2 separate regions of the Homo sapiens genome follow, and region 1 is linked to region 2. Evidence: read pairs that join two places in POLR2A ChIA-PET (ENCODE). Cell type or tissue: PC-3. All regions are shown on one strand. Links, peaks and the distances in the headings refer to the core of each region. The heading gives the core; the rest is flanking DNA.

The links. Peaks named below come from ENCODE experiments on the same cell type or tissue, not always from the same donor. Only the 100,000 strongest peaks of a DNase experiment are listed, where the experiment ranks them.
Region 1: POLR2A ChIA-PET joins it to region 2 with 6 read pairs; 2 of 35 experiments call an interaction of 5 or more read pairs at or near these places.

Annotation. Positions count from the first base shown.
Region 1 is chr16:81,418,235-81,429,680 of GRCh38, forward strand. No RefSeq gene overlaps it. Among named protein-coding and RNA genes, the nearest start is that of CMIP, 21 kb to the right of the region's middle. RefSeq lists enhancers at 6,622-6,761, 6,630-6,924. In PC-3, for the core only: no CTCF peak of the experiment used is centred there; a DNase peak (open chromatin) is centred at 6,767.
Region 2 is chr16:81,887,082-81,895,679 of GRCh38, forward strand. It overlaps PLCG2 (phospholipase C gamma 2), which reads left to right. Exons shown (of 33, transcript NM_002661.5): 10 at 2,091-2,192; 11 at 4,391-4,509; 12 at 6,628-6,713. Among named protein-coding and RNA genes, the nearest start is that of PLCG2, 110 kb to the left of the region's middle. In PC-3, for the core only: a CTCF peak has its summit at 3,463 (motif pointing right); a DNase peak (open chromatin) is centred at 3,470; H3K27ac peaks cover 917 bases.

The DNA of each region.
Region 1 (11,446 bases), core at 3,811-8,810, 470 kb before region 2:
AGTCTCCCTCTGTCGCCCAGGCTGGAGTGCAGTGGTGCAATCTCGGCTCACTGCAAGCTCCGCCTCCCGGGTTCACGCCGTTCTCCTGCCTCAGCCTCCCGAGTAGCTGGGACTACAGATGCCCACCACCACACCCGGCTAATTTTTTGCATTTTTAGTAGAGACAGGGTTTCACCGTGTTAGCCAGGATGGTCTCCATCTCCCGACCTCGTGATCTGCCCACCTTGGTCTCCCAAAGTGCTGGGATTACAGGTGTGAGCCACCGCGCCGGGCCTGATTTTGTTGTTTTTTATGGTGGCATAGTATTCCATGGTGCATGTGTACCACGTTTTCTTTTTTTTTCTTTTTCTTTTTCTTTTGAGACAGAGTTTCGCTCTTATTACCCAGGCTGGAGTGCAATGGCACCGTCTCGGCTCACTGCAACCTCTGCCTCCCGGGTTCAAGCAATTCTCCTGCCTCAGCCTCCCAAATAGCTGAGATTACAGGCATGTGCCACCACGCCCGGCTAATTTTGTATTTTTAGTAGAGACAGGGTTTCTCCATGTTGGTCAGGCTGGTCTCAAACTCCCGACCTCAGGTGATCTGCCCGCCTCGGCCTCCCAAAGTGTTGGGATTACAGGCATGAGTCACCGCGCCAGGCCCACATTTTCTTTATTTAGTCCACTGTTGATGGGCATCTAGGTTGATTGCATGTCTTTGCTATTGTGAATAGTGCTTTGACAGAATCTGCATTTTGACAAGACCCCCAGGTGATGTGTGTGAATATTAAAGTTTGAGAAAAGGCCTGGTGTGGTGGCTTGCACCTGTAATCCTTAGGAGGTGAGGTGGGCTGATCGCCTTGAGCTCAGGAGTTTGAGACTAGCTTGTGCAACATAGTGACACCGCATCTCTATAAAAAATACAACAATGAACTGGGCATGGTGGCTCACACCTGTGGTCCCAGCTACCTGGGGAGACTGAGGCTGGAGGATGGCTTGAGGCAGGAAGTGGAGGTTGCAGTGGGCCGAGATCGATCGCAGCACTGCGCTCCAGCCGGGGTGACAGAGTGAGACTCTGTCTCAAAGAATTAAAAAATAAGTAAATAAATAAATAAAGTTTGAGAAAAAGAATCACTAGCTAAAAGTCGAAGTTAGGTTGAGGTGGGAAGATTATTTGAGCCAAGGAATTCGAGGCTTTACAGCTCAATGACACCTGTGAATAGCCACTGCACTCCAGCCTGGCAGCCCGGGCTACACAGCAAGACCGCATCTCTTTTTAAAAAAAAAAAAAAAAAAAAAAAAAAAAAAGTGCGTGGTGGCTCACGCCTATAATCCCAGCACTTTGGGAGGCCGAGGCGGGTGGATCACCTGAGGTCAGGAGTTCAAGACCAGCCTAACCAACATGGCAAAACCCCACCTCTACTAAAAGTATAAAAATTAGCTTGGTGTGGTGGTAGGCACCTGTAAAATCCAGCTACTTGGGACACTGAGGCAGTATTACTTGAACCTGGGAGGCGGAGGTTGCAGTGAACTGAGATGGTGCCATTGCACTCCAGGCTGGGTGAAAAGAGTGAATCTCAGTCTCAAAAACAAACAAAACTAAACAAAAAGTCAAAGTTAAAATGCGGGCTCCAATTCAGGAGGTCCGCGTGGGGCCAAGATTCTGCATTTCTAAGGAGCTTGCAGTTGACGTGGATGCTACCAGTTCAGGAATCACAGTTTGAGTAACAAAGGCCTAACATTTATATGTAAGAGCTAAATTGCAGGGAAGATTATTTGAACATTGTTAACTTTACAAGGTGTGTTAGTTGACAAGAGCTGCCATAATAAAATACCACAGACTAGGTGTCTTAAACACCGGAAATTTCTTTTCTCACCGTTTTGGTCGAAGGTGTGGGCAGGGGGCTGGGCGTGGTGGCTCACACCTGTAATCTCAGCACTTTGGGAGGACGAGGCAGGTGGATCACATGAGGCTAAGGAGTTGAGACCACCCTGGCCAACATGGTGAAACCCTGTCTCTACTAAAAATACAAAAATTAGCCAGGCGTGGTGGTGCGTGCTTGAGTAGCCTGTAATCCCAGCTACTCGGGAGGCTGAGGAACAAGAACCTCTAGAACTCGGGAGGAAGAGGTTGCAGTGAGCCGAGATCACGCCACTGCACTCCAGCCTGGGCAACAGCGTGGGACTCTGTTTAAAAAAATAATAATAATAATACGATGTGGGCAGGGTTGGCTGCTCCTGAGGCCTCTCTCCCTGGCTTGCAGATGGCCCCTTCACCCTCTGTCTTCACGTGGTCTTCCCTCTGTGTGTCTGTGTCCTAATTCCTCTTCTTATTAGGACACATGTCAGGATCAGAACCCACCCATACGGCTTTATTTTACCTTAATTACTACCTCTTCAAGGCCCTATTTCCAAATATGGTCTCATTCTGAGGTGCCGAGGGATAGATCTCCACCATTTGAATTTGGGGGCCACAGTTCAGTCCATAAGACCAGGTGAAGGAAGTACTTCCACTGCTGATGTCCATCTGCCAGCGAGGCCTCTCCAGTTCTCACCGGTCTTTGGCTGTGTCAAACTTTTTATTTTCTATCAATCTGATGAAGATGCAATGGAGTATCACTGTCGTTTAATTTGTACCCCCTAATACTTTTTAGTGAGGTCGAGAATCATTTTTTGTTTTTGAGACAGGGTCTTGATCTGTCACCCAGGCTGGAGTGCAATAGCACAATCATGGCTCCCTGCAGCCTCGACCTCCCAGGCTCAAGCCATCCTCCTGTCTCCACCTTCCAAGCAGCTGGGACCACAGGCGCGCACCACCATGCCCACTTAATTTAAAAAAAAAAGTTTTTGTAGAGACAGGGTCTTGCTGTGTTGCCCAGGTTGGTCTTAAACTCCTGAGCTCAAGCAGTCCTCCTGTCTGAGCCTCCTACGTGTTGGGATTACAAGCATGATCTCACCACACCCAGACTAGATTGAAAATCTTTTCATATCTTATTGCTTCTGCTTTGGGCAATTCCCTATTCATATCTGCCCATTTTGCAGTTGGAGTTGAGAGTTGATCATGCATATCGATTTGCAGGGCTTCTTTGTAAATCCTGGTTACTAATTTGCATTGCTAGACTTTTGTGCTGGTCTAGAGCTTGTCTTTTTACTTGTTTATGGTACCCTTTGATGTTCAGGGGTTTTTTTTCTGTAATTTTAATATAGTCAAATGCTTCAAGCTTCAAGGCTCATCTTGTTTAAGAAATGCCTCCCTATACCAAGGTTATGGAAATATTGTCTTACATTTTCTACTAAATATTTTCAAGTGTTGTTTCCCACATTTTGGCCTCCATCCGCCCGGAATTCATTTGTGTGTGGCATATGAAAATAGTCTAATTTTAGTTTCCCAAGTACCGTGCCAGAGGCTGCCACCACCCCGTTTCATGCTCTGCTCTCCCCGATGGCCTGAGGCTTGTCCTCTGCCCTGCAGGCTCCAGTGTTTCCCTCCGAAGGGTGGGGCACTCATCACCAGGAAGCATCTTGCCTGCCCCAAGGGTGAGTCCAGCTGGCACCTGTAGCGGTGGCCGCATTCTTCTGGCAGGGGCTGCAGGGATGAGGACTATAGGAGAGTCCCGAGGCTGCCGGAACAAAATTCCACAAACTTTATGCCTTCAGGTAACAAAAATGTATTCTCTCACAAGTCAGGAGGCCACAAATCCGAATCAGGTTGTCAGCAGGTGGAGGGAATGTAAACTAGTATAACCATGGAAAACATAGTTATACTAAACTAATATAACCATGGAAAACAGTGTGGAGATTCCTTAAAGAACAAAAGTAAGGCCGGGCGCAGTGGCTCACGCTTGTAATCCCAGAATTTTGGGAGGCCAAGGCAGGCGGATCACCTGAGGTTGAGAGTTCGAGACCAACATGGAGAAACCGCATCTCTACTAAAACAAAAAACAAAAAAATCAGCCAACTGTGGTGGCGCAGTCCTGTAATCCCAGCTACTGGGAGGCTGAGGCAGGAGAATCACTTGAATCCAGGAGGAGGTTGCAGTGAGCTGAGATCACGCCATTGCACTCCAGCCTGGGCAACAAGAGCAAAACTCCATCTCAAAAAAAAAGAACTGAAAGTAGATCTACCATTTGATCCAGCAATTCCGCTCCTGGATATCTACCCAGAGGAAAAGAAGTCATTATACGGATGGGAGTGGTGGCTCACATCTGTAATCCCCGCACTTTGGGAGGCCAAGGCGGGTGGATCACCTGAGGTCGGGAGTTCAAGACCAACCTGACCAACATGGAGAAACCCCATCTCTACTAAAAATACAAAATTAGCTGGGCATGGTGGCACATGCCTGTAATCCCAGCTAATTGGGAGGCTGAGGCAGGAGAACCACTTGAACTCGGGAGGCAGAGGCTGCAGTGAGCTGTGATCATGCCATTGCACTCCAGCCTGGGCAACAAGAGTAAAACTCTGTCTCGAAAAACAAAAAAAAGTCATTATACAAAAAAGATACTTGCACATGCATGTTTATAACAGCACAATTTGCAGTTGCAAAAATGTGTAACCAAATGGCCATCAATCAACAAGTAGACAAGGGAACTGTGGTATATATATATATATACCACATATATATACACCATATATATATATACCACATATATATACCGTATATATATATACCACATATATATATACAGTATATATATGTGGTATATATATGTGGTATATATATGTGTGTGTGTATATATGTGTGTGTGTGTATATATATATATATATATATATATATATATATATATATGATGGAATACTACTCAGCCATAAAAAGGAATGAATTAATGGCATTCACAGCAACCTGGATGAGACTGGAGGTCATTATTCTAAGTGAAGTAACTCAAGAATTGAAACCCAAATATCATACGTTCTCACTCATAAGTGGGAGCTAAGCTATGAGGATGCAAAGGCATAAGAATGATACAGTGGGCCAGGCACGGTGGCTCACGCCTATAATCCCAGCACTTTGGGAGGCCGAGGCAGGTGCATCACGAGGTCAGGAGATCGAGACCATCCTGGCTAACAGGGTGAAACCCCAACTCTACTAAAAATACAAAAAAATTAGCCGGGCATGGTGGCGGGCACCTGTAGTCCCAGCTACTCGGGAGGCTGAGGCAGGAGAATTGCTTGAACTCAGGAGGCGGAGCTTGCAGTGAGCCGAGATCACACCACTGCACTCCAGCCTGGGCGACAGAGCGAGACTCCGCCTCAAGAAAGAAAAAGAGAACGATACAGTGGACTTTGGGGACCACAAATTGGGTTCATTGTACACTGCTCCAGTGATGGGTGCACCAAATCTCACAAATTACCGCTAAAGAACTTACTAATGAAACCAAGTACCACCTGTTCCCCAAAAATCTATGGAAATAAAAAATTAAAAATAAATAAATAAATATTAGTTAAAAAATGCTTGTATAGAAAAAATACACATAAAGTCACTATAGCACAGCTTTAAATGGAAAAAACCCTGATGTGATTATTACACATTTTATGCTTGTATCAAAATATCTCATATAACCCATAAATATATATGCCTAATATGTATCCAAAAAAATGAAAACTAAACATTTAAAAAAATTTTTAAAAAGAATAAACAAAGTTGTCAGCAGGGTTGGTTTCTTCTGGAGGCACTGAGGGAGAAACCACTCGACGCCTCTCTCCCAGCTTCCGGGGGCCTTGGATTCCTTGGTTGTGGACACATCACTCCTGGCTCTGCCTCTGTCTTCCTTTGCCTTCTTCCCTGGGCCTCGGTCTTGTTTCCCCTGCTCTTCTAATAACTTGTCATCAGATTTAGAGTCCATCCAAAGATGATTTATCTTGAGGTCCTTCACTTAATTCCATTTGCTCAGACCCTTTTTCCAAATAAGGCCACATTCACAGATTCTGAGTGGGCATATCTTTTGAGGGGGAAACCAACATTCAGCCCACTGTAGGATCTGTTTGTGAAATGGGAAGGAAAGCTCCTAGTGACGATGGTGGGAAAGCGCTCCTTCAACAACCATGTTCCCTTGACACCGTGCACTTCCTTCCAGCTCCTTTATTGGATAAATTTTGCCCAATCTGCCATTTTTTAAAATTTCCTCCTGCTCCCACAAGTGCAGTGATGCGTTCTCCCACTCTTAGAAATTTATCTTAAGAAAATGATTCATGAGTATAGGGGAAAAAAATTACCTCTTTTTGTTGTTGCATTGTTACTTATATTAAAAAGTTGGAAACAACCCCCAGGAGAGGAGGTAATTACTTAATTACTTCAATAACATTTATTCATGCAACATTAGTGAGAGAATGTGAAATAAACGGGGAAGGAGAGAGTAGAGAGCAAGAGACAGAAGTTGCCGAGCACGGTGGCTTACATCTATAATCCCAACTCTTTGGGAGGCCAAGGTGGGAAGATTCCTTGAGGCCAGGAGTTCAAGACCAGCCTGGGCAACATAGGGAGACCCTGTCTCTACAAAAAAATTTTACAAATTATCTGGGCATCGTGGCACACACCTATAATCCCAGCTACTTGGGAGGCTGAGGTGGGAGGATTGCTTGAGCCTGGTAAGTTGAGGCTGCAATGAGCCATGATCACACCACCACTGCACTCCAGCCCAGGTGACAAAGTGAAAAAAAAAAAAAAAAGGGACAGAAGCTGTTGTCCTCCCTGGAAAGGGAACATTCAACACGTGATGGCCCAAACCATTGAGTAATGTCAAACAGGAAGTGGGCAGGAAGGGGAATCCCAGGTGTTACCCAGAAGTCTCAGCTAGTCCTTGGAGTCATGAAGGATGAGTTGAGTCCCTGAAGCAGGACTCACCACCAGGGACAGACAGGAAGGAGGTTCCTAGAGGAGGGGCAGCTTCCACAAAGACTACAGGAATCATTCAACCTCCTGAGACCCATGTGTGGTCATCAAAATGACAAAAAACATGGCAACAGAAAAGCTATGGTTAGGCAAAAAATACGGAATAAAAATTAACTCAGGCTGGGTGAGGTGGTTCATGCCTGTAATCCCAGCATTTTGGGAGACTGAAGCAGGAAGATCACTTGAGCCCAGGAGTTTGAGACCAGCTTAGGCAACAACCTCACCTCTACAAAAAATAAAAATAAAACTAGCCGGGTGTGATGGTACACACCTGTACTCCCAGGCACTTGAGGGTCTGAAATGGGAGGATCACTTGAGCCTGGGAGGTCGACGCTGTAGTGAGCCATGGTTGTGCCACTGTACTTCAGCTTGGGTGACAAAATGAGAATCTGTCTCAAAAAAAAAATTAATTAAAAGAAGTGCCTAGAAAAACAGAAGTGCCACATGACCCAGCAATCCCCTTCTGGGTATATAACAACAAGAATTGCAAACAGAGACTCCAAGACATATTTGTACCCCCATGTTCATGGCAGCAGCATTCGCAATAAGCCAAAAGGTGGAAACAACCCAACTGTCCATTGATGGACAAATGGATAAACAAATTCTGGTCTATCCATACAATGGGATATTCTTCAGCCATAAAAAGGAGGGAAATTCAGACTCATGCTACATCATAAGTGAACCATGAGGACATTGTACTAAGGGAAATACTCCAGTCGCAAAAAGCTATGTACTGTATGATTCCACTGACATGAGGTAGGCAGTGTAATCAAATTCATGGAGGCTGGGTGCGGTGGCTCACATCCATAATCCCAGCCCTTTAGGAGGCCAAGGTGGGCAGATCATGAGATCAGGAGATCGAGACCATCCTAACATGATGAAACCCCGTCTCTACTAAAAATAAAAAAATTATAGCCAGGCGCAGTGGCTCACACCTATAATCCCAGCACTTTGGGAGGCCGAGGAAGGCGGATCATGAGGTAAGGAGATCGAGACCATCCTGGCTAACACGGTGAAACCACATCTCTACTAAAAAAAAAAAAAAAAACACAAAAAAAATTAGCCAGGCGTGGTGACACGCGCCTGTAGTCCCAGCTACTCAGGAGGCTGAGGCAAGAGAATCGCTTGAACCCAGGAGGCAGAGGTTGCAGTGAGCTGAGATCGCGCCACTGCACTCCAGCCTGGGCAATAGAGCGAGACTCCATCTCAAAAAATAATTAGCCAGGCGTGGTGTAATCCCAGGGCACCTGTAATCCCAGCTACTCAGGAGGCCGAAGCAGGAGAATTGCTTGAACCCGGGAGGCAGAGGTTGCAGTGAGCCGAGATTGTGTCACTGCACTCCAGCCCAGGTGACAGAGCAAGACTGTCTCTTATTTAAAAAAAAAAAAAAAAAAAAAATTCATGGAGACAGAAAGTAGAATGGTGATTGCCAGGGGCTACAGGATGGGCGAATGGGAACTTACTGTTTCACGGGCATGGAATTTCAGTTTTGCAAGATGAGAAAAGTTCTGGAGATGGAAGGTACTTACGGTTGCATGACAGTGTGAATGTATCTAATGCCACTGAACCGTACACCTAAAATGCTCAAGATGGTAAATTTTCTTATGTGTGTTTTACCACAGTTCTTTAGAAAGGACTCCTAGTATGCTATTAGATTGGAGGAAGGACGTTCAAATCCCAGCTAGAGCTCTTTTTTAGTGCCTTTGTTCATTCAAATAATCTTTTTTTTTTTTTTTTTTGAGATGGAGTCTCGCTCTGTCGCCCAGGCTGGAGTGCAGTGGTGCGATCTCAGCTCACTGCAAACACCGCCTCCCCGGTTCACGCTATTCTCCTGCCTCAGCCTCCCGAGTAGCTGGGACTACAGGCGCCTGCCACCACGCCCGGCTAATTTTTGTATTTTTAGTAGAGACGGGGTTTCACCGTGTTAGCCAGGATGGTCTCCATCTCCTGATCTCGTGATCCGCCCGCCTCAGCCTCCCAAAGTGCTGGGATTACAGGCGTGAGCCACCGCATCCGGCCAGGAATATTTATTAATCCTGTTCAGGCTCCAGGACAACAGGCCCAAGAAAGCAGACAAGATGGCCGCCTTCCTGAAGGTTACAGTCAAGAGGAGAAGCAGGTGTTTAATAAAGTCAAGTCCCATCACCAACCCTTGACTCTACATCAATTATTAGCGCTGTGACCTTGGGCAAGGCAGTTCTCCTTCCTGAGTTTGCTTCCTTCTCTGTAAAAATGGAGACCATGGTGCTCACCTGCCAGAGTTGCCGGAGGATTAATGAGGCTCTTCTAAGTGGTGCAGTGAGAGTGCTTAGCTCAGAACAGGCGCTCCGTATGTGTTACTTCCTTTTCGTAGCTCTACATCAGAAATTTATGCTCAAGGACACACTAGCGTCATTGGTGGTGCACAAGGGTAGACTCATGCAGTATGTACATTTTCTAGCCATTTAAAGTCCTTTTATATGCATAGATCTAGAAGGATCTCCATCAAGATGTTAAGAGGAGGTGATGGGATGACAGGCAGGAATTTTTTTTTTTTTTAATCTACATTCAGGGATGTGGTGACAGAGGGAATCTTGGGTAAATTACTCGACACCTCTAGACCTCATTTCAGTGTCCTCGGCTGCAAAATAATAGCGCCTACCTCATAGTTTTTTTTTGTTTTGTTTTGTTTTGTTTTGTTTTGTTTTTTGAGAGAGGGTCTCATTCTGTCACTGGAGCATAGTGGCATGATCACAGCTTGATTACAACTCGCTGCAGCCTCTATCTTCCAGGCTCAAGTGATCCCCCCACCTCGGCCCCTCAAGCAGCTGGGGTTCCAGGCACACGCCACCATGCCCCGCTAATTTTTGTGTTTTTTGTAGAGAGAGGGTTTCGCCATGTTGCCCAGGTTTTAATTTTTTATTATCAGAATTTTCAGCTGTTGACAAAAGAAGAAGGAATAGTTAATGAACCTCCATTATCCAGCACCCATCTTCAACAATTATCAGTGAATTGCCAATCTTGTTTCATCTCTACCTCCCCAGCCTCATCCCTACTGGTTATTTTCAAGCAAATCCCAAGCCTGGAGACTCTGTTAAAAATTAAAAAATTTCTATGATATCATTAATACACGTACGTATAATTTTTCTAAGCAATTTCCTAATAACATCTAATATCTAATCACTGTTCATTCATCCTCCATTATCCCATAAATGTCTTTTTACATGTGATTTGTTTCAATCAAGATCCACAAAGCCCTCACATTATGTTCGGCTGATAGATCCTCCTCCAAACCCCAGCATTTTATTAGGTCAATTTTCAATCTACAGCAAACGGGAATGAATTCTACAGCGAGCACCTGAATAAGCCCCTAGACGCAGCTATTAACCCATTACTGCAGCTGTTCTGTCCTCCATCCATCTGCCTGTTTCTCTACAGTCCATAATCCTTTTAAGTCTCTTTTCATCCAAAATACTATCCCCCTTTCACATTTTTTTCTTGCCATTTATTTGTTGAAGACACTATGTCATTGCCCTATAGAATTTCTCTTATTTTGAGGACCAAATAAGCTAAGTACATAGTGTTTAGACTATAGTATGTACCTAATTAATATTCTTGAACTGATTATTATTGGCTTTTTAATTTATCTGTATCTTCTTATTTTTCCAAGTAAAAAAGTCTCTCTTTTTTCTCGTTGAGATGGAGTCTTGCTCTGTTGCCCAGGCTGGAGTGCAGTTGCACCATCTCGGCTCACTGCAATCTCTGACTCCTGGGTTCAAGCAATTCCCCTGCCTCAGCCTCCTGAGTAGCTGGGATTACAGGCGCCCACCACCATGCCTGGATAATTTTTGTATTTTCAGTAGAGACAGGGTTTCTCCATGTTGTCCATGCTGGTCTTGAACTCTTGACCTCAAGTGATCCGCCTGCCTCGGCTCCCCAAAGTGCTGGGGTTACAGGCGTGAGAGCCTGGCCAAAAATATATCATTTTTGAAAAAAAAAATTTTTTTAAAGAGTTCCTAGACTTGTTATGGCCACATTGTTTTGTGGCCACCAGGGGGTTTGTCTGCACTCTTTGCTGGGCTTGCCCCAGGCAATTGGCCAATGGGAAGATTTGCCAGCATCGGGCAGCTGAAGGTGGTGGAGCAAGGGGGAAGGGAGTGCGAACCTGAGCCAGAGGGGCTCCAGGGAAATGGCTGCAGTGGAACCAGGGCAAGGGACAAGGCTCAGAGCCTTCTCTAGGGCTGAGGATGGTGACACCAGGAGGGAGGCCCAGAGAAAGCACCAGGAAAGGTGTGGAAAGTTGCAGAACTCCCAAGAGCTGGTGGAAGCAACAGCACACATCATCAGGGAGCAAGGCAGAGTGCGCAGCAGGGTTTCAAGGGGCTGGGGCAGATGGAACAGGAGGAAAATGAACCTCCCCAGGGACTTGTCACCACTAACTTAGATGATAAGCAGGCAGGTGAGAAATACACAGGCCTTTGGCAGGCTCCATCAGAGGCCAGAGGAAAAAAGGAGGAGATCAGTTGGGGGAGGTCTGAGCTGGGGGGCCAGGAATGCCGAACCTGGTTTTGCCATCTGTCACCCGTGTGGTCTTGGGGAAGGC
Region 2 (8,598 bases), core at 3,397-8,396:
TCCAGCCTCTTTGGGACATCTTGGCCAGGCAAAGTTGTTTTTTTTTTTTTTCTTTTGAGATGGAGTCTCGCTCTGTCACACAGGCTGGAGTACAGTGGCGCGATCTCTGCTCACCGCAAACTCTGTCTCCTGGGTTCACGCCATTCTCCTGCCTCAGCCTCCCGAGTACCTGGGACTACAGGCACCCGCCACCACGCCCAGCTAATTTTTTGTGTTTTTAGTAGAGACGGGGTTTCACCGTGTTAGCCAGGATGGTCTCGATCTCCTGACCTCATGATCCGCCCACCTCGGCCTCCCAAAGTGCTAGGATTACAGGCATGAGCCACCACGCCCGGCCTAGTATTTTAATAAAATATCCCACAATTTGGGTTTCATGTTCTAGTATTCAAAGATTCTGACACCTCTGTATTCAAATGAGCTTGTAGTTTCCCACCTTCCTAGCTGTTTTGGGCCCCTGATCCAGGCATATTTGCAAGAGTCAACAGCAGTTCATTTTTGTCTTGCACCCATGCATGTCACCAGCCTGCTGGTCACCACCTGATTTGTGTCTGTTCTTCTATTTTTCATTGTTTCGGACATTGCATCCAGCCCTTCCCATCTAAGCACACACACATCTGGTCGCATATTTGCTTCTATTAGTCATAAAGATAAAGTTGTTAGAATATTTGAAGTGAAGAAAGCATTGATCAAAGTTGAATTTACATGTCATATTTCATCCCCTTTTCCTATGAATATTTGGGATTTCAGGGCATGGAGAGGAAAGCAACAGTTACTTAATATTATGCATTCTTTTTTTAAAGGGTTTCTAGAATGTCTAGGACTGTGCAGCAGCTGCTTTGGAACTGGTCATGTATATTTCAGACGTTATCAGTGTTTCAGCAGCCCTGTTTGCCTATTCTTTTGAAAAGAGGGCATATGATTACATTCCATATCAGTTTCGTTATTTGGAGCTGAGACTCTGCAGTTTACAAGCTGTGTGAGCTTAGGATCATGAGGTATTGTTCCTGGGCCTCTGTTTCCTTTTCTGTAAAATGACAATGGCAATAAATGACTTGCGGAGTTGTGTGGACTAAGTGAGATGACCATAGGAGGAAGAAAGATGCTTGTTTGCACAAGCTGCCACGGTCAGAGTACTTTCTTTTTTTTTGAGACAGAGTTTCACTCTGTTGTCCAGGCTGGAGTGCAATGGTACAACCTCGGTTCATTGCAACCTCCGCCTCTTGGGTTCAAGCAATTCTCTTGCCTCAGCCTCCTGAGTAGCTGGGATTACAGGCACCTGCCACCACGCCAAGCTGATTTAAAGAAAAAAAAAATGTTTGTATTTTAGTAGAGATGGGGTTTCACCATGTTGGCCAGGCTGGTCTCAAACTCCTGAGCTCAGGCAGTCCACCCGCCTCGGCCTACCAAAGTGGGTCTGAGCACTTTCTGTGCACCAGGTGCTGCATTAGGCACATAACCTAATAAGATTTTATACAATGCTTCATACAGTGTACATTTCATACAATGCTTCACAGAAACTGTGTGGTAGATACTCTTATTCCCACTTCATGGATGGGGAGGCACAGAGACGGTATGTAACTTGCCCAAGGTCAACTAGGTGGAATGAGATGCCAACCCAGGTAAGTGACCTGGAAGGCTGATGTAACTACTATGCCCCCAGGCTGCTTCATACTAACAAACGTAAAGAGCTATCATAGGGCAGGAGCTGGCAAACCATGACCTATGGACCAAATATAGCTGACCACTTGTTTTTATAAACAAAATATTGTTGGAATACAACCATGCCCATTTGCCTACGGATCATCTGTGGCTGCTTTTGCAACACAACAGCGGAGTTGAGTGGTTGCGACAGACACCGTATGGCTCAGAGAGCCCAAAATATTTACCTCTGGCTCTCTGCAGAGAACATTTGCTGACCCCTGGCAGAGGGCCATGTGCAGAATGAGGCCTCAACATGTGGTGGTCGATTGCAAGTGAATTCGGAATTGGTTGATGTTTCAGTCTTCGATTGCGACTGGATGGACCCTGGGAAATGAAGAATTTTATCAGTTCTCACTTTGCTGATCTCTCGTTCTCTTTGTCATTTTAAGGAGCATTGGGCTCAGGATCTGAACAAAGTCCGTGAGCGGATGACAAAGTTCATTGATGACACCATGCGTGAAACTGCTGAGCCTTTCTTGTTTGTGGATGAGGTGAGTAGGCTGGGCTTGTTGTCGCTTGGGGGTGACTTTTTGATTGATGTCTGTGCTTTCTGAGGTTTATTTTCTGTTTGTCTTTCCTTGGAGAACTTTGCTGTATGATGTTGCCTCGACTGACTGGTTAGCTGGGATTGTTTCTTTTCTTTTCTTTTCTTTTTTCTCCCAGGTTCTAGATTACTGTAACTGTAACTGCCCAGTGGGTTCATTTTGCCTGCTGCCTAGACAGAACCGATTGATCAAGGCAGGGGAATTGCAATAGGGAAAGAGCTTAACTCACTTAGAGCCAGCTGAATGGGAGACTGGAGTTTTATTATTACTCAAATCATCCTCCCTTTCAGAGGCTGGAGTTTCGTTTTTTTATGTTTTTGTTTGTTTGCTTGTGTGTTTGTTTTTGAGATGGAGTCTCAGTCTGTCACCCAGCCTGGAGTGCAGTGGTGGGATCTCACCTCACTGCAACCTCCGCCTCCCAGGTTCAAGTGATTCTCGTGCCTCAGCCTCCCGAGTAGCTGGGATTATAGGCGCTGTCCACCATGTCTGGCTAATTTTTTTTGTATTTTTAGTAGACAGGGTTTCACTATGTTGGCCAGGCTGGTGTCGACTTCCTGACCCTTGTGATCAGCCCGCCTCAGCTTCCCAAAGTACTGGGATTATAGGTGTGAGCCACCGCACCTGGCGGAGGCTAGGGTTTTTTTTTAAAGATTGTTTGGCGGGCCAGGGAAAGGGTGCTGCTGATTGGTTGGAGATGCAATCATATGGTTGTGGAAAATAGTGTGCTTCTGGGTGGGGCCACAGGACCAGTGGGCGGTCCAGGTAGAGCCATGCGAACGCCCGAAAAGACGTCTCAAAAGGCCAATCTTAGGTTAAACCACAGTGATGTTATCTGTAGGAGTAACTGAGGAAGTTGCTAATCTTGTAACCTCCAGAAAAATGGCTGGTAACCAGTTAGTCTCCACCTTAGCAGAATCCAGGCTCCTCTCATCCTCCTAACCTGGTCTTACCTTAGCTTTACAAAGGCAGTTTATTTTGGGGGAAGGGCTGGTATTTAAACTATAAACTAAATGTTTTCCAAAGTTAGCTTGGCCCAAGCCCAGGAATAATTAAGGGCAGTTTGGAGGTTAAAGGCAAGATAGAGGTTGGTTAGATCAGATCTGTTTCACTGTCATAATTTTCTTGTTGTTCTGATTTTGGAAAGGCAGTTTCATAGCCCTTTCTTACTCTTCTCTACTGACCGTGTTGCCTGGGTGGGATTATTGATTTTGCCACTAGAGGGCATCTGCCACCAGGGAGAGTTGAACCATTGCAAGCACAGAAACAGAATGCGAAGGTGTCTGGGTGCTTGCTGGTCAGAATGGTTGCCTTTGACCTTGCATAGGGAAGGAGGGGAGGTGGAACTGGGGAGCGACTGACCCATATGAGGTCGTTCTCACGCAGCAGAAATTAGGCCCAGATCGCTAAAGCATTTTTTTTTAAGGGGCCAGGAATTGTAACTTGAAATTTCCTGCCCTTTCAACATTCTGATATGGATAACACTCTGTTTCTTAAGTTGGGTCGTGGGTTCACAAATATTCATGCTACTATTATGCTTTAAATTGTATATATGAGGCCGGGTGCAGTGGCTCACGCCTGTAATCCCAGCACTTTGGGAGGCTGAGGCGGGTGGATCGCTTGAGGTTAGGAGTTTGAGACCAGCCTGGCCGACATGGTAAAATTCTGTCTCTACTAAAAATACAAAAATTAGCCTGGTGTGGTGGTGCACGCCTGTTATCCTAGCTGCTTGGGAGGTTGAGGCAGGAGAATCGCTTCAACCCAGGAGGTGGAGGTTGCAGTGAGCTGAAATTGTGCCACTGCACTCCAGCCTGGGCAACAGAGCATGACTCAGTGTGAAAAAACAAAGAAAGAAAAACCAACAACAATGTATATATGGTAAGCATAAACCCTTGCAGTAGCAAATATTTTAGGATAAACATTACAAAGGAAAATATTGTCTAGGTCCATGGAACAAATATGTCGCTGCAGCCCATTGCAGCCTGAGCCTTCGGTATTGAAAACGTGGGTAACTGAGGTCTGGAGACCGCCTGTTGATTTCCCGCATCAGAGCTGTTCTTCCCCCCTGGTGGGCGCAGACCAGAAACAAGCAGACACCATCCTGCCCGTCAACGTGATGATTCGGTCTTCGTGTTTGACTCTTTTAGTTCCTCACGTACCTGTTTTCACGAGAAAACAGCATCTGGGATGAGAAGTATGACGCGGTGGACATGCAGGACATGAACAACCCCCTGTCTCATTACTGGATCTCCTCGTCACATAACACGTGAGTTTCAGATGAGCCTGTGATGGGTTGGGCAGCACAGAGCACGTGAGGGTTGAGGCAGGGGTCCGATACGCCGCTCCGGTGAGCCCTGTTGTGAAGCAGGTGGAGGGTGTAGCACCGCATTCCTTGGACTAAAATACACAGAAGCTTCTGGAAGGGGCTGGGAACACACTTCCCTTTGTCAGCTGGCATTGTAATAATAATCTCTTTTCTGTGGCCCTAAAAAGCTAGTAAAAACAAAAGTAACTTAGTTTATGTAACTTAGTAACTAAAGTAACATAGTAAACTTAGTTTTTCACGATTTGGGCATCTCACAGTAGCCACAGCAAAGCAATTCAGTGACTCATTGAATTGACTTATAGGGAGTGTGTACCCTGTGCCTGCTGGGAGCTGGGGATGTGGCTGTGAACCGGCAGCAGCCATGTCCTCATGTGCTGGGAGGAAGACCTCCATTGAAAGTTAACCACAGAATAGGACTTGCTGATGTGGGGAGCAGGTGGTAAGGCAAGGAGAAGTGTTTCAGACAGAGGAGCAGCATGTGCCAAGGCCCTGGGGCAGGAACAACTGAGAGGAGTCTGCTAAGGCTGGAGTGCAGAATCCAGGAGAGCGGTGTCAGGAGGGGAGGAAGGCAGGTCCTGCTGGAGCAGGATCTTGTAGGTCACCGTGAGAGCTGTCGGGGAGACCCTGACGACTTTTAACCAGAAGATGAGATGCTCACAGGGGGCTCTTGGGATGGTTACTCTGATTGCAACAGAAGGAGGATACAGGATGTTGCGCTGATGTTCCAGTATTTAGTCTGTCTTATTGGGTGAGGGGTGAAGTCCTTGGGTGATGGCCCCCACAGCTGTGGGTGGGGACTTTCCTAAGTGACATTCCAGGGGGTCATCTGGGAAAAGGCTTTTTATGGTGTTATGCTCCAGGCATTTGGGAAGGTAAAATGTCTTTCAGGGGGAAATTGATTTCACAGTTCTCTCTTCCCCACCATGCCCATCATTTTAAGAGTTTGTGTTTCAGCATGGTGAATTCTAGAAAACCTAGAAGACAGTTAAGAAATACAAACTTAAAAAAAAAACTTTTATTTTCAGTTCAGAGGTACATGTGCAGGTTTGTTAAACGGGTCAACTTGTGTCATGGAGGTTTGCTGTGCAGATTATTTTGTCACCCAGGCATTAAGCCTACTTACTACCCATTAGTTATTTTTCCTGATCCTGTCCCTCCTACCACCCTCTGACAGAACCTAGTGTGAGGAACATAAACTTTTTTTTTTTTTTTTTTGAGACAGAGTCTCACTCTGTTGCCCAGGCTGGAGTGCATTGGTGCGATCTCAGCTCACAACCTCCGCTTTCCCGGTTCAACAGATTCTCCTGCCTCAGCCTCCCGAGTAGCTGGGACTCCGGGCACGAGCCACCATGCCCTGTTTTGTTTTGTTTTGTTTTGTTTTTGTATTTTTAGTAGAGACAGAATTTCACTATGTTGGCCAGGCTGGTCTTGAACACCTGACCTCGTGATCTGCCCGCCTCAGCCTGCCAAAGTGCTGGGATTACAGGCATGAGCCATCGTGCTTGGCCTCGGAACACAAATTTTAAAAAAGTTGGGGTGAATCATGACAAGGAGGAAAGTGCATTAAAGAGTCATTCTTACGGCAGTTTTGGTGGATATGGCTCCTAGCATAGCCGATTGCACCAACAGTTGTTGAATATCTGTTCTGTGCCTGGCCTCAAGCCTTGATATCAAAAGAAGTGCCCATCTTTGTTTAGACCGAGGACCCAGAGAGCGGCCATGGGGCCTTGTTAATTCATCTTCTGCAGCTTTTTTTGCTTCTGACGTGCTTTGACCAACTTCTCCTCAAAAGAACACGTCCTCTCCACGCTTGCATTGCCCAGGTGGTCAGCAGTCACTTCCTGCGATTGTGGCCTGACTTCAGAGCTCATGCCCAGTGTGACCGTGGGATTGTGTATTTCTGTCCTAGGCCTTAGCTTTGAGTCTTTCTACATGGAAGAACTCAGAGCTTTGGCGGCTCGGGCGGAGAAGTTCCCCCACAACACCCTGAGGTGCAGGCTTGCCCCCCAACCCCTGTGGCTGCCACTCTCACACGGCCACCTGCCTTCTCTCCTGCAGGTACCTTACAGGTGACCAGCTGCGGAGCGAGTCGTCCCCAGAAGCTTACATCCGCTGCCTGCGCATGGGCTGTCGCTGCATTGAACGTGAGTAGCTCCTTCTTGGTGGAGGTCAGGCTCGCAGCAAATTGAGGATAACCATGTGGTTGCTCCATGTTTTCTTTCGAATTGTAAAAAGGTTTTAATGGACACATAATAACTGTGCATATTTATGGAGTTAGAGTGTGATGTTTCTTTGTTTTCTTTTTTCTTTCTTTTTTTTTTTTTTTTTGAGACGGAGTCCCTGTCATCTGTATCTCCTCAGCTTCCTCCTGGGCTGGTATTAGAGGAAGGCAAACAGACACCCGCTGTGTTTTGGCAGCTGGGTCCTAGGTGTGCACAGGTACCGCGTATCACCTGGATTGGGGGGTCTCTGAGCAAATGTGAAAAGAATGGTCAGGGCTGGATATGGTGGCTCATGCCTGTAATCCCAGCACTTCAGGAGGCTGAAGTGGGAGGATTGTATGAGGCCAAGAGTTTGAGACCAGCCTGGGCGACATGGTGAGATCGTATCATTACGAAAAGTAAAAAAATTAGCTGTGTGTAGTGGCATGCGCCTGTGGTCCCAACAACTTGGGAGGCTGAGGTGGGAGGATCGCTTGAGCCCAGGAGGTTGAGGCTGTGGTGAGCTGTGATTGTGCCACTGCACTCTAGCCTGGGCAACAGAGCGAGACTCTGTGTCTAAACTGAAAAGAAAAGAAGGGTCAGGTGGCATCTCTGCCTGGGCAGATGGCAGACGCCTTATTTCCCTCCTTCCTTCTCATAGCCTCTCTGGCTATTTTCCTTCCGGCCTCTCTCTCACCAAAGGCTCATGGGTGCATTTGGCTGAGAAAAGGCAACAACCAGCTTGTCGTGGTGTCTCATGCCTGTAATCCCAGCACTGTGAGAGGTCGAGGTGGGCGGATCACTTGAGATCAGGAGCTTGAGATCAGTCTGGCCAACATGGCGAAACCCTTTCTCTACTAAAAATACAGAAATTAGCCAGGCGTGGTGGTGCACATCTGTAATCCCAGCTGCTTGGGAGGCCGAGGCACAGGAATCACTTGAGCCTGGGAGGCAGAGGTTGCAGTAAGCTGAGATCGCGCCGCTGCACGCCAGCCTGGGCAACAGAGGGAGACTTTGTCTCAAAAAAATAAAAATAAAAAATAAATAAATAAAATAAAAAAGGCATCAACTACTGACTTAGGCTCCAGTGTTACCAAAACGACTCATCATGGAAGCAACGTTTTGTAGCAGTTACTCTATAGACTTTCTTCCCGTTTATGATTTTTCTCCTCCCTCAGGAAAAAACAAATGTTTAAAAGTAAAGCTTGAAGCAGTCAGCTCCTGTGCCCTCCAGGGGTCCAAAAGATTGGGGATGTTCATCTTCCACATGACCCATTTCTGTTTGAAAATATTACTGTGAACCTTTACAAATAAATTTCTCATTGCTCTGTATCATTTCCACGGGCAGAAAAGGCAGTCAAGGTTTTCAACAGGTAAAGTCAGAAAATAAAACACGTGGTAAAATCTTCTTTAAAAAGAAGCATTGAGGTTGGGCGTGGTGGCTCACGCCTGTAATCTCAGCACTTTGGGAAGCTGAGGTGGATGGATCATGAGGTCAGGAGATTGAGACCACCCTGGCCAACATGGTGCAACCCTGTCTCTACTAAAATACAAAAAAATTAGCCGAGCGTGATGGTACGCGCCTGTAGTCCCAGTTACTCAGGAGGCTGAGGCAGGGGAATTGCTTCAACCCGGGAGGCGGAGATTGCAATGGGCCGAGATTGTGCCACTGCACTCCAGCCTGGGCAACAGAGCGAGACTCTGTCTTAAAAAAAAAAAAAATGAAAAAAAAAGCAGCATTGAAACTAGCTTGTCTTGGACAGCTGCACTTGCATTATGTAAGCGCACAGGGAACCCTGCGGATACAGGGAAAGCCATGTCCTCGTGT